Regions from separate parts of the Homo sapiens genome. Here region 2 is linked to region 1. The links are chromatin contacts, found by Hi-C or POLR2A ChIA-PET in ENCODE. All regions are on one chromosome and are shown on one strand. Each heading gives the region's core, a stretch centred on a gene start or an enhancer-like site at or near the end of the contact. The rest is flanking DNA. Distances are from core to core; before and after follow the strand shown.

Region 1 (6,456 bases), core at 2,448-4,947:
CACAGAGCCGCTGGATACACTGACATCGCTGGACACAGAGGTGACCACTGTCAGCTTCACCTCCCTGTTCTGGGAGAATGAGGGCAGGGAGGTGGCAGGCATAAACTGCTCAGCCCTGCGACCAGGGAGGAAGAGGGAACAAAAAATCTGCCCCAAATGGCACTGCTGAAAGAGTGAAGACTGGGAAAAAAAAAAAAAAAAAAAAAAAAAACAGATCTCTATTGAAATCCTGACCCTCTTACTTACTAATTGAATCCTATCCTCTCCACACCTCTAGTTCCTTATCTGTAGAATGGGAACATGGATGTTGACTTGGCAGAACTGTTCAGAGGATGATTTAAAATTTTTAGATAATAAAGATGATATAAAATATCTAAAATATATTAGACATTTAACAGATGTTTTTCTTTCCTTTCCAATTTTCATTTCAACTAGGAGCTCAATACCTATCTTGCAAATAAAATCGTGGCTTGAAAAGAAATGTGGAGAAGGATGATGATTTTCTCCTAAAATAAAATGGCACGAGCTTGCCCAGGAGTAAGCTGGCCCTGGCTCAGAGGTCACCAGCTCTGTCTACGGCTGCCACCACCATGCCTGACCTCCTCCTCCTTCAGAGGCCAAAACAGTTTGCGGGAGGAGGTTGGTCAGACAGTGGAATAAAGACATCAAAAGGCAGAGACAGCCACCAACTCAAGATTGGCATTGATCAGTAGAGAGAAACCCGATTTCCCAGGGTCGGTGGTTATAAATAACAGTTATCCTGCTGTATGCCAAGCAGCAAATTCGGTCCCCAAAGGTGAGTGTGTGCACTCAGTCACACTCAGATTGCCTTAAAAGAAACTTGTTTGCTACCTCGGTGCTTTGGCTAATTATTGTCTTGGGGACCACGTGTGTGGACAGGACTGAGACAGTCCTTCTCTGAAGGTGTTGACTTAAGAGGCTCAGAAGCAGTCCCCTGCCACCACCAGCAGCCCTGAGGGCTGGCCCCTGGTGGCAGCTCCTAACCATCCTGCCCTCCCCTCTTCCCTGGCTCATGTTGATACTCAGTTCCTAACTAGTTCCTGTCCTCATCACTGAGACCTCACAGATCTTTCCCTTGTGGATTCCATCTCGCTCTGCACTGCTCCTTTAGCTCGTTGTTATCCCTCTGTGCCCTTATTAATAATAAAAATAACTGCCATCAATTGAGCACTTATCCTGAGCCAGATACCAGGCTGAGCACATGATACCTTTACAGCTCTGTCTTTCGTGGGTTCTTTTTTTTTTTTTTTTTTTTTTTTTGAGATGGAATCTCGCTCTATCGCCCAGGCTGGAGTGCAATGGCGCAATCTGGGCTCACTGCAACCTCCGCCACACAAGTTCAAGCAATTCTGCCTCAGACTCCCGAGTATCTGGGATTTCAGGTGCGTGCCACCACACCTGGTGAATTTTTGTACTTTTAGTAGAGATGGCATTTCACCATGTTGGCCAGGCTGGTCTCAAACTCCCGACCTCAGGTAATTCACCTGCCTCAGCCTCCCAAAGTGCTAGGATTACAGGCATCAGCCACCGTGCCCGGCCCTACAAGTCTCTTAAACACAATATGTTGCTGTCCCCGTGCTACAGATGAGGGGGCTGAAGCTCCAGGTGGTTACGTAACTTGCCCAAGATCCCCTAGCTGTTAGAGGTGTCCTGTGGGACTCTAAAGGCTGGGCTGAGCAGACTGTGCCACCTTGACATCCTTTAATCATGACAGCCCCCTTCAACCCCTGCAACCCCTACTTCAGAGAGAGGCTCTGCTTTCTGCACTGGCATCAGTACTTGGTAGAAACCAATAACATCTGTAAAGAGAGAGTGTGTCACTTTATCCTGGAACCTATTCTTCCTACCCTTGATTGCCACCACCTAAGCTCAATGTGAGCCACCAGGATGACATTTGAAGATAAAGCCAGCACCAGAATGCAGAAACCCAAGACCTTGCTGCCCCACCCAGAAACAGAGTTTCCAGGACCTCAGGCTCACCCATTACAAGGTGAGTCCTGAGCGTGACTACACGCAGGAGGGAGGAGGGAGGAGGGAGATTCTTGGCAGGAGAGAAGGGGGAAGAGAAAACAGGGAGAGGAAGGGAGGATCTGTGAGAAGCGTGTGTTTTCTCTGCACTAACCAGACCCTAGGGTCTCTGGCTGCCAAAAAGGCTCAGAAGAAAACATTAATTCAATACCACATATTTAATTACACATGAAATGGAATGTCTTTAAATGGAAAAGAATAACATTCTGGGAGCTCCAACTCTGGGTGTTTGAAGTGGCAGGAGGGAGAAAGAGGGCCAGCTTTGAACCTTTGAGGGGGAAGGAGACCACCAAGAGGGCAGGGCCCTGCCTGGGCTCAAGATATAAATTTCTGCCAGCCCTCAAAGAACTGCCCTCACACTTTCTCCTGGCCTCCTGGCTGGGTCTCACCTCACGCCTTCTATGAATGGCAAGCAAGAGGAGCTAATTGCATAAGGTATTGCATAAGAGCATAGCCAGACAAACATGTGCCCTGGCCAGCTACAGGCCCTTTGTAGGGGTCTCCAGCCAACCCAGTCAGTTCTCCACCTGGACAGAAGAGTAGAGCATGGCTAAACTATTCAAACCACCACTCCTGCAGAGCCATCCCTGGATGATTTATAGACTAGGAGAAAAAAGAGGATCTCCTGGTTTCCTGTAAAGGACCTTTCTAAGAGAAGACATTTTGAAGGCTGGAGATCTAAGACAAAAACTCTGCAGAATTTTTTTAGAGGTCTAGAATTTAAAAATTAGTAATCAAGGCCAGGTGCGGTGGCTCACGCCTGTAATCCCAGCACTTTGGGAGGCCGAGGTGGGTGGATCACTTGAGGTCAGGAGTTCAAGACCAGCCTGGCCAACATGGCGAAACCCCATCTCTGCTAAAAATACAAAAATTATCCGCACTCAGTGCCATGTGCTTATAATCCCAGCTACTTGGGAAGCTGAAGCAGGAGAATCGCTTGAACCTGGGAGGCGGAGATTGTGGTGAGCTGATATTGCGCCACTGCACTCCAGCCTGGGCGACAGAGCAAGACTCTGTCTCAAAAATAAATAAATAAAATAAAAAATAAAAATGATTAGTCAAATGGGGTAACAATGACTTGGGAATGGATTCCAGGTTGAATGACCACCAGCCCTGATTGTTCCTGTTGCTGCCCTGGGACCAGGTTGGCTCAGGATTTTTTACCTAAGAATAAGAACCTGGATCTTTCTGCTGGCCAGTCCATGCCTCGTCCCTAGGCCTTCTCTGGATTAGGGCTTCCCTCACACATTCTTTTCAGAGTTTGACATTTTTACAAAGAGGCTTTGAAGGGTGCTGGCAGTTGCACAAGTCAAAAGGCCAAAAGTCAAAAGGCATGTGTTGCTCAAGTTCGTAGGCTGGGCCTAGCACAGGGCCTGAGACCAAGTAGGTACCCACTAACTATATGATGAATGGGCAAATAAATTAAAACTCCCCCTGAAGCACTGCTAGAGACTTTAGCAGGGAAAACACTGCAAAGAGGGAGGAAGAAGGGAATCTGGGGGAGTGGCAAAAAGAAAGGAAAGATGAGTGAGAATGGGAAAAGAGCCAGGAAGTTCCTAAGAACAGACTTATTTATGTCCTGGCTCCGAGAATGGCCCGAGGAACCAAGATCGTATTGAACCAGGAAAGTACTGAGACCCACATCCTAACCCTCAGTCTCCGGCTCCCCAGACTTCTAAACAAAGTGCCTCCGTGGTCAGCTCTGAAGAAGCTCAGCAAACAGCAGGTCCCACTCTGGGGCACGTGTGCACCCTTAGGCTAGAGGTAGCAGTCTAGGACACCGAGACACTGTGTTCCCACCAAGATGAACATATAAATAAGACACCCTGCTGTTTCTGGAAGCAGTGAAGAGAGAGGATCAGCAGAGGACTGTCTGTTCTGGGGCAATTTCCAGTTCACATTTCCTGACACAAGAAGTTCAGAAGCTGAGGCTGAAGTTCAGAAGTGTCCCTGCTCCCCAGTGCTACCCCACCATGCTCCACCGCCATGAGCTCAGACACCAACCAACACCCAGGCTCCCAACATCAGCCTCCCTACCACAGTACGCCTGCCCTTTCATACCCACTTCCTGGTCTCTATATTCTGTTGGCCTTTCCCGTGGCAAGAGTGCCTCTGGCTCTCATTAAGCAGTGACTGCTTGAGCCAAGAATAAAGAGAAAAAGAACTCCCCAAGGAGAGCCATCTGGAATTGTGAAGTTAGGTGCTGAAAGATGAATCTCAGGCTCCGACTGAGAATGTGTCCCTCTGACAACTTGCTGGGCCCCCTCCTTCCTCTGCCTCTTCTGGCCTGACAGTGACAAACCCTCTTCAAAGTGCCCATATGAGGGTCACATCCCACCTCTCAATCTCCCCAGAGGCCCTTCCTTTCCAGCTACTACCCAGGAATGCTGCCTTGGCCTCTCATTCCTGGCATCTGGCTCTGTCCCCCAAGCCGTCCCTGTGATGTCATGTTCTCACCAGAACACGCAGAGCACAATGTGCTAAAGGCTGTCCCTTCCAGCACCAGAATTCTGGGCCAAGACATAGGTTGCAGGGCACTGGAGCCATGAGATGCAGCTCCATGATGAAAGTCTTGAGGTCAGGAAGAGAAACACCTGTGAGGACCACAGGGTGAACCGTAGAAGGGGAGACCAGAGGATCCCAGTCACCCATTTGCAGGACACACCATTGACCTTGACAGCTACCTACAACCATGGGTCCAAGATAAAACTGAGCTGCTTCAGGCAGAATAAGGAGAAAGAGCATCATTTGGTCTATAAAAGAGAGGCAGCAGCACCCCCCAAAATACAACAGACACGAAGAAAAGAAGAAAGGACAGGAAGGGGACCTTGGGAGCAAACACCAGGATCAGAGTAAGGGGACTGAGAAAGAACATGGCTTTGGAATGAGACAGAACTGGGTATAAATTCACACTCAAGGACACATCCTCAGAGGCCGCATTTGGCAATTTACTAAACCAGTCTCAAATGTTGTTTTCATGAGCGAAATTAAGAAAATATCCACCTCATTGACTTGCCATGAGGATTCAGTGAAATCATGTGTACAGTCGTACATTTGGAGCGTGTCGAAGGAGCTAATGCCCATAAAAGTTCGGGAAGGAATATGCCAATTTCTTCCTCTCACCTGCTCTCTGCTCAAACCTGCAAGGATTCTCCCTTATTATTGTTACGGTTATTATTAAAGTGCTTACTGCATGGAGTTTTGATATCTTTAAATGAAGAGATTAAGTGTTTAAAACAGTTGGGAGGCACACAGTAGGTGCTCAATAGGCCTTAACATAGAGTATCCATGTCTTCAGGACAGTTTTTAGTCTGATATTTGAGAATTCTGATAACCTGGCCCAAATCCCCAGGCTTTATCCTCATAAATGCATTAAATAGATCCAACAGATGGACAGGCTGGCCATCCACTGTCCTCTGAGCAACCATGTGAGCTCGTGCTGTGCATCTGTGTCCTAGCTTTCCTCCATCTGGGGTACCCGTCCCCACTTCCACTAGTAGAAATCAACCCAATCCCCAACACGGGAAATAATCCTGTGTTATCCGTAAGATCATTTCCTGATCTTCTCTTTCTCTCCTCAGAATGTCTATTCCTTATGCAAAAATAGGTGTCCTAGGACCATCTCTGCTTATTTTGTTGCCCCCTACATAAGCTCACCTCCTGGGCAGCTCAGAGGAAACCAGTTCAAAACAACCTTGCTGCCTGACTAGAGAGAGTAAGTGGTGTTGGCAAAGACCAGCATTCAATTTTTATGTGATAGGATTTAGTTATACTAAGGCATAAAATTCCAGTTCATTTGTGGACATGGGCCGAGCCCTTAGACTTCCTACATTCACCAGGTTCCAGAAGAAAAGCTTGCTGGCCTGAAGAAGTCTGCTTACCCTCATTCTTTCCCCCAGCAATGAACTTACTGATGGAAAGGATTTTAGTTAATGCACAAAGGACCCTAGGAAATGAACAGGTCACCCAGTGAGTCCTTCCACAGAGACTTGGGAGGCCTTTCTGTGGAAAAGCCTAACTTTACTCTTGCTTAAAGCAGAAGGCTCAGACACCAGAGAGAAGGTGATGCCCTGCTTCTGAAGGAAATGGAAGGCAGGCCCGAAGTCCACGGAAATGTAGAAACTAGAATCCCCATGTGGGGTCCTTAACCCTAAGGGTCTTTCTTCAAGAAAGACTTGGCCGGGTGTGGTGGCTCACACCTGTAATCCCAGCACTTTGGGAGGCTGAGGCAGATAGATCACCTGAGGTCAGGAGTTTGAGACCAGCCTGGCCAATATAGTGAAAGCAAGTTTCCACTAAAAAAACAAAAATTAGCCAGGCGTGATGGCACGCACCTGTAATCCTAGCTACTCGGGAAGCTGAGGTGGGAGAATCGCTTGAACTTGGGAGGCAGAGGTTGCAGTCAGC
Region 2 (6,727 bases), core at 3,929-6,428, 66 kb after region 1:
TCCAAGCTTTTTAGTAATTTTTCCGGAAGAAAAGGAAAAGGATGGGAAGAATGAAACTATGCTTTTTTTTTGGCAAATGATGAATAACATGGTGAAGATATTTATATATTACTAACAGATTTTATTCCTAAAAGCAATGTAATAAACCTATTGAATAAGGAGAATTTTATTTTTAAAATATGCATTATATTTTTGTCCACTTAAGAGCCAATAACAGAACTTGCTAAATGTATTTTTACCTCTAGCACTGCTGGAATTTACACACACACCCACACACACACACACACACAAAATCAAAGTATTATCACACTAGAAGCAACCTGGGAAACAGCCGGGCTAATTGTACCACTCACAGACACATCTCCGTGTGCCTAACTCATTCACCTGCCACCACATCATGCATTCACAGCAGTTACCTGGATCTGGCTTGCATTCTAATTCACTCCCTACATGAATGACTTCCCAAAATGCAAATTTTCAGTTCAGGGTTTTGCCGTCACACCACACTACCCATGAAGGGATAAAAAAAAATCCATCCTTTTGGACATGTTTTTCTTTTCGTTCCTTCCTGGTCCATGGGTTGTTGAGGGATATTTTCTTATCCAGTATTATCTTCAAATGGCTTGGAATGAACAAGCATGCCACACAGGCCATCATGACTGGATCCCACCCACACACCTTCCACCCCACTCATCCAGAGCTCCTGAGTGTCCCCAGAAAACACCTCCACACCTTTGTATCTGTTGTTCCCTCCACCAGGTCAGCCTCTCGCTTCTTGCTGTCTAGAATTCCTATTCATCACCAACAGAAAGCTCAGTCTCCAGCTTGCTTTAAGAAATCAAAATAGACAGGATTTAAGAAAGTTTATCTGGGAATGAATGAGAATGTGACTCTACTAGTAAGTCTGTAAGGACTTACAAAATATGCACATTTCCATATTAAACAGGAAGAGGTTAGATGTCTCAACTCAACACACTATGGGGCATTTGCTACCTTCCTATAATTTCAGAACATTTGGAAATCATAATTAAAATCTCAGTAATCTGATATTTTCTGGCAAAATCTTCTCCTTGACTTTGGCAATGAGGTGAAGTTTGGGGTTGGGTCATGGTGAGTTGGGTCTATCCCTGAAAAGAAGCCGCAGCTGAAGATATACACATCCTGGCAGTGTATGCATGAGCAGGCCACTGAATTACGTCAGCACAATAGGACACCAGCTTCTACATGGGGAGACACTTCCCACCGCACATTACTCTATGGGAAAGTTGATTTATCAGTAATGTCAGGGAAAGTCTGCACAGCCAGATACTGCCCCTCCCTTCGCCTGCCACTGGGGTGACCCAGTAGTGCAGAAGTGAATTTCTTCTGTAGTATAACTAAGGCAGACTATGGTAATAGTGCTGACAGCCAGAAGTGAGCCATTTCTTCCTAAACACAGGCAGCTATTCCAAATCCCTTACGTACATTACCTCATTTAACACACACGAAGACCCAGTGAGGCAGATCCTCCCATTAGTCCCACCTTATGACAGACACACAGAAACATGGGGAGAGAGCACAGCAGCAAGTCTAGGCTCCAATGTTCAAGCCAACAGAGCTCACCCACCCTGTACCCTACGGCCTTGTGCAGCATGAAGGAGAGAGCATGCATTGTTCTTCACAGAATCCCACCTTCAGCTCTTTGGCTGCCATCCTGCCATCTCTACATCCTCCACGAACCTATAAGACAATGAGATCCTCGACGAACTGTGATATTTCAGTGCAGCCATTTTGACAGGGTGCTAGGAGTTGGTGGTTTTGACATAAGGGAAACGTATTAACACAACCTAAAACACAAACCTTCTCACTTCCTTCCTTATTATTCACAAATAAAATGCAGAGCTGGCAACATTCCCCCAGCCATGGCTCATTCTTGCGCCTTGCTTACATCCTCCTTCTCACTCAGGACACTCTGACCCCGAGCTTTGGCAAACTTGCCCATTTGGAGAGGCCCAGAAATAGCACGGAAATCACAGGCAGGGTGAGAATGAGGCTGAGAACCTCTTGTTTATATCACTGTCACAAAAAAGTATTTCTATATGTTCATACCAAAACAACCACAGCAGAATGAGCCATTTGCTGGTTTATTTGTGCTCCTAACACCCAATACAGAACCTAGAACTTAATGGATGCTCAATAAATGTTTACTAAATAAATAAATGTTTTATAATGCACTATTAGTAACTATATTGAAGCACTTCTCAGCTTCTTCAGATATTTTTGATCGGGGGAAAAAGGAAACTACACCAATATCTTATACTGTGCTTCTCATACTTTGATGTGCATCGGAATCACCCAGAGGGCTTATTGAAATGCAGACTGCTGAATCCCATGCCCAGAGTTTCGGATTCAGTGGGTCTGAAGTGAATCCTGAGAATTTGCATTTCTAACAAGTTTCCAGTTAATGCTGATGCTGCTGGTCTGCACACCACACTTGGATAACCCCTGACTTCGAAGAACAACGGTCTTCTGAAATTCCACTACCAGCAGCTGAAACCGTGCACTGGTAAAGACCCACTACCAGCAGCTGAAACCGTGCACTGGTAAAGACCCACTACCAGCAGCTGAAACCGTGCACTGGTAAAGACCCACTACCAGCAGCTGAAACCGTGCACTGGTAAAGACCCACTACCAGCAGCTGAAACCGTGCACTGGTAAAGACCCACTACCAGCAGCTGAAACCGTGCACTGGTAAAGACCCACTACCAGCAGGTGAAACCGTGCACTGGTAAAGACTGTTTAAAATCATACCCGCATCTTCCTCTAGGTCAGAGCGTAACCAGATAACAGAACTGTGGAAAAAAGGAACAGGGTTCCTTCTCTAACCCAGAGCTCTGTGCACAGTGGACCATCGCCAGTGTTGGTGGAAGAAATGCCTGAGGATAAGAAGCCATACACTTGGTGATGCTCTATCAACCAATTTTCCACAGAAACAATGAAATGCAAGAAGAGTCCCAGTGTGCTGTTTGTCAACTGTAAATCGTGTGAAGTTATTTAGAAGTTGAGGAATAGAAATGAATTCCCTTTATGATCTGACAGCATTAAGTAACATGAAAGCAGCCTGGGAATCAAACAGATGCCTAGCTTCAAGTTTCCTTCCTTTTCAATGCCAGTAGGAACTCAGACACCCTTCTAAGAGATCCTTCAAGTGCAGACAACATTTCAGATCATGTACAAAAAATCCTGTAGCAGGGCCTGACTTGGCCAGGCACTGTGGCTCATGCCTATAAATCTAGCACTTTGGGGGACTGAGGTAGGTGGATTGACTGAGCCCAGGTAGCAGGCGTGGTGGTGCGCCTGTAGTCTCAGCTAGTTGGGAGGCTGAGGTGGGAGGACAGATTGAGCCCAGGAGATTGAGGCTGCAGTGAGCCAATATCACACCACTGCACTCCATCCAACTTAGGCGATACAGTGAGACCCTGTCTCAATTTTTTTAAAAAAAGACTTAAGATAGTAACACTGTATCTCACTAGGAAGCCAGTGCAGCAAAGTGGCAGTGCCCCTTGAAAGTTTACTAAAATAACAAAATATCGCTCCAAAGGAAAACAGTGATATCTGAGGCTCTTAGAATTTGTAAAAGTGTTGGAACACGCTACTTGATAAGGATGCCTTCTGGGTTCAACTGCAGAATTCCCCAAAGACACCAAAACCAATTTCTGTGGCAATTACTGCACCTGAGTCAGACAGTTCACTTTTGTCAGACATTCCTTATTAAATGGCCCAAACAAAAAACATCAACTTTGGGGAAAATGAAAAGATTGCATTTCCACTTACAGTTTCAGGAGTGAGAAACATGAGACAACAGCCATTGGTCCTAGACCTGTTCCTTCTTCCAAATCCTTATGCAGTTTAATATCATTGAACTATGTGTTTGGCCCTCAGTTTCCTCATCTACTAAACGAAAAGATAAGTCTCACTGGATCTCTGAGATATTTTTCAGATTAAAAAAACTTCTATGTTCTACAAGGAAGTTAAGTGAATGAGAATTAAAGAGCAGGAAAGGAAAAACTTAGCTTTCAGCCAACTCCTATTGCTGGAATAATTTTGGGTCCAAGATTTGAAGGCAAAAATATAAGCGAGGATCATATTGCAACTGCAACTAACTGGTGATAAAACCAAGACCAGCTAGGACTTGATCTTGGGCTGCCACTTTTCCACCTGCCAAAAAAACAGGCTCTCTCAGGTGCTCAAGGAATAAATGCTTCTTGGATGCTTCCCCGCCTACCTCTCCGGCAACACCGGAGCAGGTTCTTTGCAGGAACACGGTCTCTGATTCCTCTTCTCACCAGCTCCGAGATTTTCTTTTTTATTTTTCCAAAAGCAAAAGTCATTGGTCGATCTATGTTTAGAAATATGCACAACAAATCAAGAAATAAATTCATATGTGAAAGGATAGAAATGTTAGTCTCCAAATCTAGGCAAACTTCCATTTTTATAAGCCTATGAAGACAATATAAATAAATCAGAGGGAGTGGAGCCTGCTGGCAGCAACTGCTAGATCGCTCTCATTTTCTACATAACGTTCCCTGTGCTGAAAGGTATATTCAGTGAGTGTTTCATTTCTCTTCTTTCTGGAACAGGGGTCTCTCTATGTCTGCCTGGAACTGTCCCTAAATTCAGAGAGAATAACTTGCTACTTTGTTTTACCTTTTTTATTACAGTGTTGATAGTTTCTTCACTCCTCTAGTCATCACCTACTTCTGAGAAACAGTGACAAGCGTGATAAACAAAGGCCTGGACTATGTAAGTGCAAATTCTACGAATAAATTCGTAATTATTGTGTCAATAAGCTATGCTATTTAATACATCAACAAGACCTGCTCCCTCCACCCCGGGAGGGAGTCCTTCTCTGGTCACTCACCTCCAGCCCTGCCCCCACCAAACCCTGCCCCCTGTCTGCCTCCTGCTACTGCTACGGTGGCCTGGAAGGCCCTTCCTGTCCATCTCTGCCAGTCCAAGTTTCCCCGCAGCGTCCTAGCTCAAACACTCTCCCCTCTGTGGAGCCTTTACCCAAGCCTCTGCTCCCCTAATTTAAACAAGCCACTGCTCTCTAAGCACACTGGGCCCTTTAGTTGCAGGGTCTCTGTGGCAGGCATCTCATTATGCTCATATCTCCAGAACTGTTTCCTGGCCTGTCTCCCCAGCTGGAGTGTGGACTCCCTCATGCGGGGATGATGCCACTCTGTTCATCTCTCAGCCTCACTGCATTGACTCTGCAGCATAGTAGTTGCTCCAAGATTAGGAGCTCTGTGCAAAAATCATCTTTGTACTCAGTTTTTCTCCTGCACTATGTTTATTCTGGAGTTGGCACTGTAATGAAGAACGAAGGAATGCATCTTGATTGACTGATCGCCAGCTCTACAGCGGCTCCAATGTGAATATAGCCTGGCCACGTATTATGTAGCCATTAAAAATAGTGGCATTGTGAAATAAAGGTCTATGATAGGCTACTAGATGACAAATTCAGATTATGAAACCGTATGCAGAATATGATCTCATTTGTGTGTGCTATACATGTCCATGTTGATGTGTACATGTCTGCGTATGTTATTAGCCTGTGCATATAAGGCAAAATGTCATGCATTCATCACTTGGGGTGGCATTAGGGATGATTCTTATTTTCTTCTTTTCACTTTTCTGGATTTTCCTCAAAATATTTTCAGTGATTGTATATTACTTTGAAACCAGAAACAAATGTTAGGTGTTCTGTCTGTTTTCTAAAGAGACATAGAGAGGCTAACCAGAGCTGTGACCACCATCAAAGGATGAACTACTGAACACATAATCCCAGAGATGCATGGGAAGCCAATGAGGAAGCCCTGAGGATATGTAAGGAGAAGCCATGGACAGTTTTGCTTAAACACCAGGAATTTAAATTTACATCATGAATTGTTCCTAAATGGCCCATCACCTTTTCTTATGAACTTTCTCCTGGACCGTAAGAGTTGCAGCTATTTGGATCACTTTGCTGAAAACAAGATGAAGGAATGGGCTAAGCTGTGTCAGAACTAAGCAGAATGCTATGGCAGGCTCTTCTCCAGCTGGGCACAGCAGGGCACACCCCCTCCCAGGGGCCTCTCATTCAATGCCTCTCACCATTTACATTCCAACACTGTAAGATGATGGATACTTTTAATACAAGAGACCTGTCATTTATTTATTAGCTGGGGACAGGCTTTGCAGCCGGGAAGGATGCATTATAAATCAACTCCTTTCTCAGCCATTAAAAATTAATACAGTTCATAATGTAGAACGTCAGTAATTTCTTTATTAGAGGAGAGTGTCATTTTTTTTTCTTTTCTTCCAGGTTTTGTTTTTACTTCCTCCCTTCTCTGGGGATATTTTTTTTTCTTTCATAAAGACTGGCTGAGTATAAATTATCCCAGGGAAGGGGAATATACCCTTTCAGACAGAGGTTAAAATGGAAGAGACGAAGCTTAAAAAAAAAAAAAAAAAAAAAAAAGCCCCTGACCAAATTCCCCATGGAAATATGGTCTAACTGCATCTTTCAAATTTGCCTCATTAAGCCTCACTTACAACATCCCTTGTTTCTTTCTGATCTACCTTGCACCAAAAATGGGAGGCATTTTAGGTTTCTGATAGACCAGAGGGAAAGAAATATAAGGTGAGTGATTTGGGGTGTGCTGGGAGGTCTCTGATTATTATTTTCTAATGATTGCTCCCTCAC

What was found. A loop is a pair of places that touch in the nucleus more often than their neighbours do. ChIA-PET counts read pairs that join two places held with the same protein, here RNA polymerase II (POLR2A).
Region 2: a map of heart left ventricle shows a loop between it and region 1 (3-fold over the local background). The contact joins two enhancer-like sites. A Hi-C loop is called at or near these places in 4 of 168 maps with a recorded cell type or tissue (ascending aorta, heart left ventricle, ovary and 1 more). POLR2A ChIA-PET finds 5 or more read pairs at or near these places in 1 of 52 experiments (WTC11).

The regions. Positions count from the first base shown.
Region 1 is chr15:87,945,619-87,952,074 of GRCh38, forward strand. The region is part of intron 14 of NTRK3 (neurotrophic receptor tyrosine kinase 3); the gene reads right to left. It overlaps MIR11181 (microRNA 11181), which reads right to left and starts at 650; the gene lies at 588-650. Within about 2 kb of position 3,698, at least 9 of the 41 ENCODE cell types and tissues checked have a DNase peak (open chromatin) inside an H3K27ac peak, as active enhancers do.
Region 2 is chr15:88,010,479-88,017,205 of GRCh38, forward strand. All of the region lies in intron 14 of NTRK3 (neurotrophic receptor tyrosine kinase 3), which reads right to left. Among named protein-coding and RNA genes, the nearest start is that of MIR11181, 68 kb to the left of the region's middle. Within about 2 kb of position 5,179, at least 5 of the 41 ENCODE cell types and tissues checked have a DNase peak (open chromatin) inside an H3K27ac peak, as active enhancers do.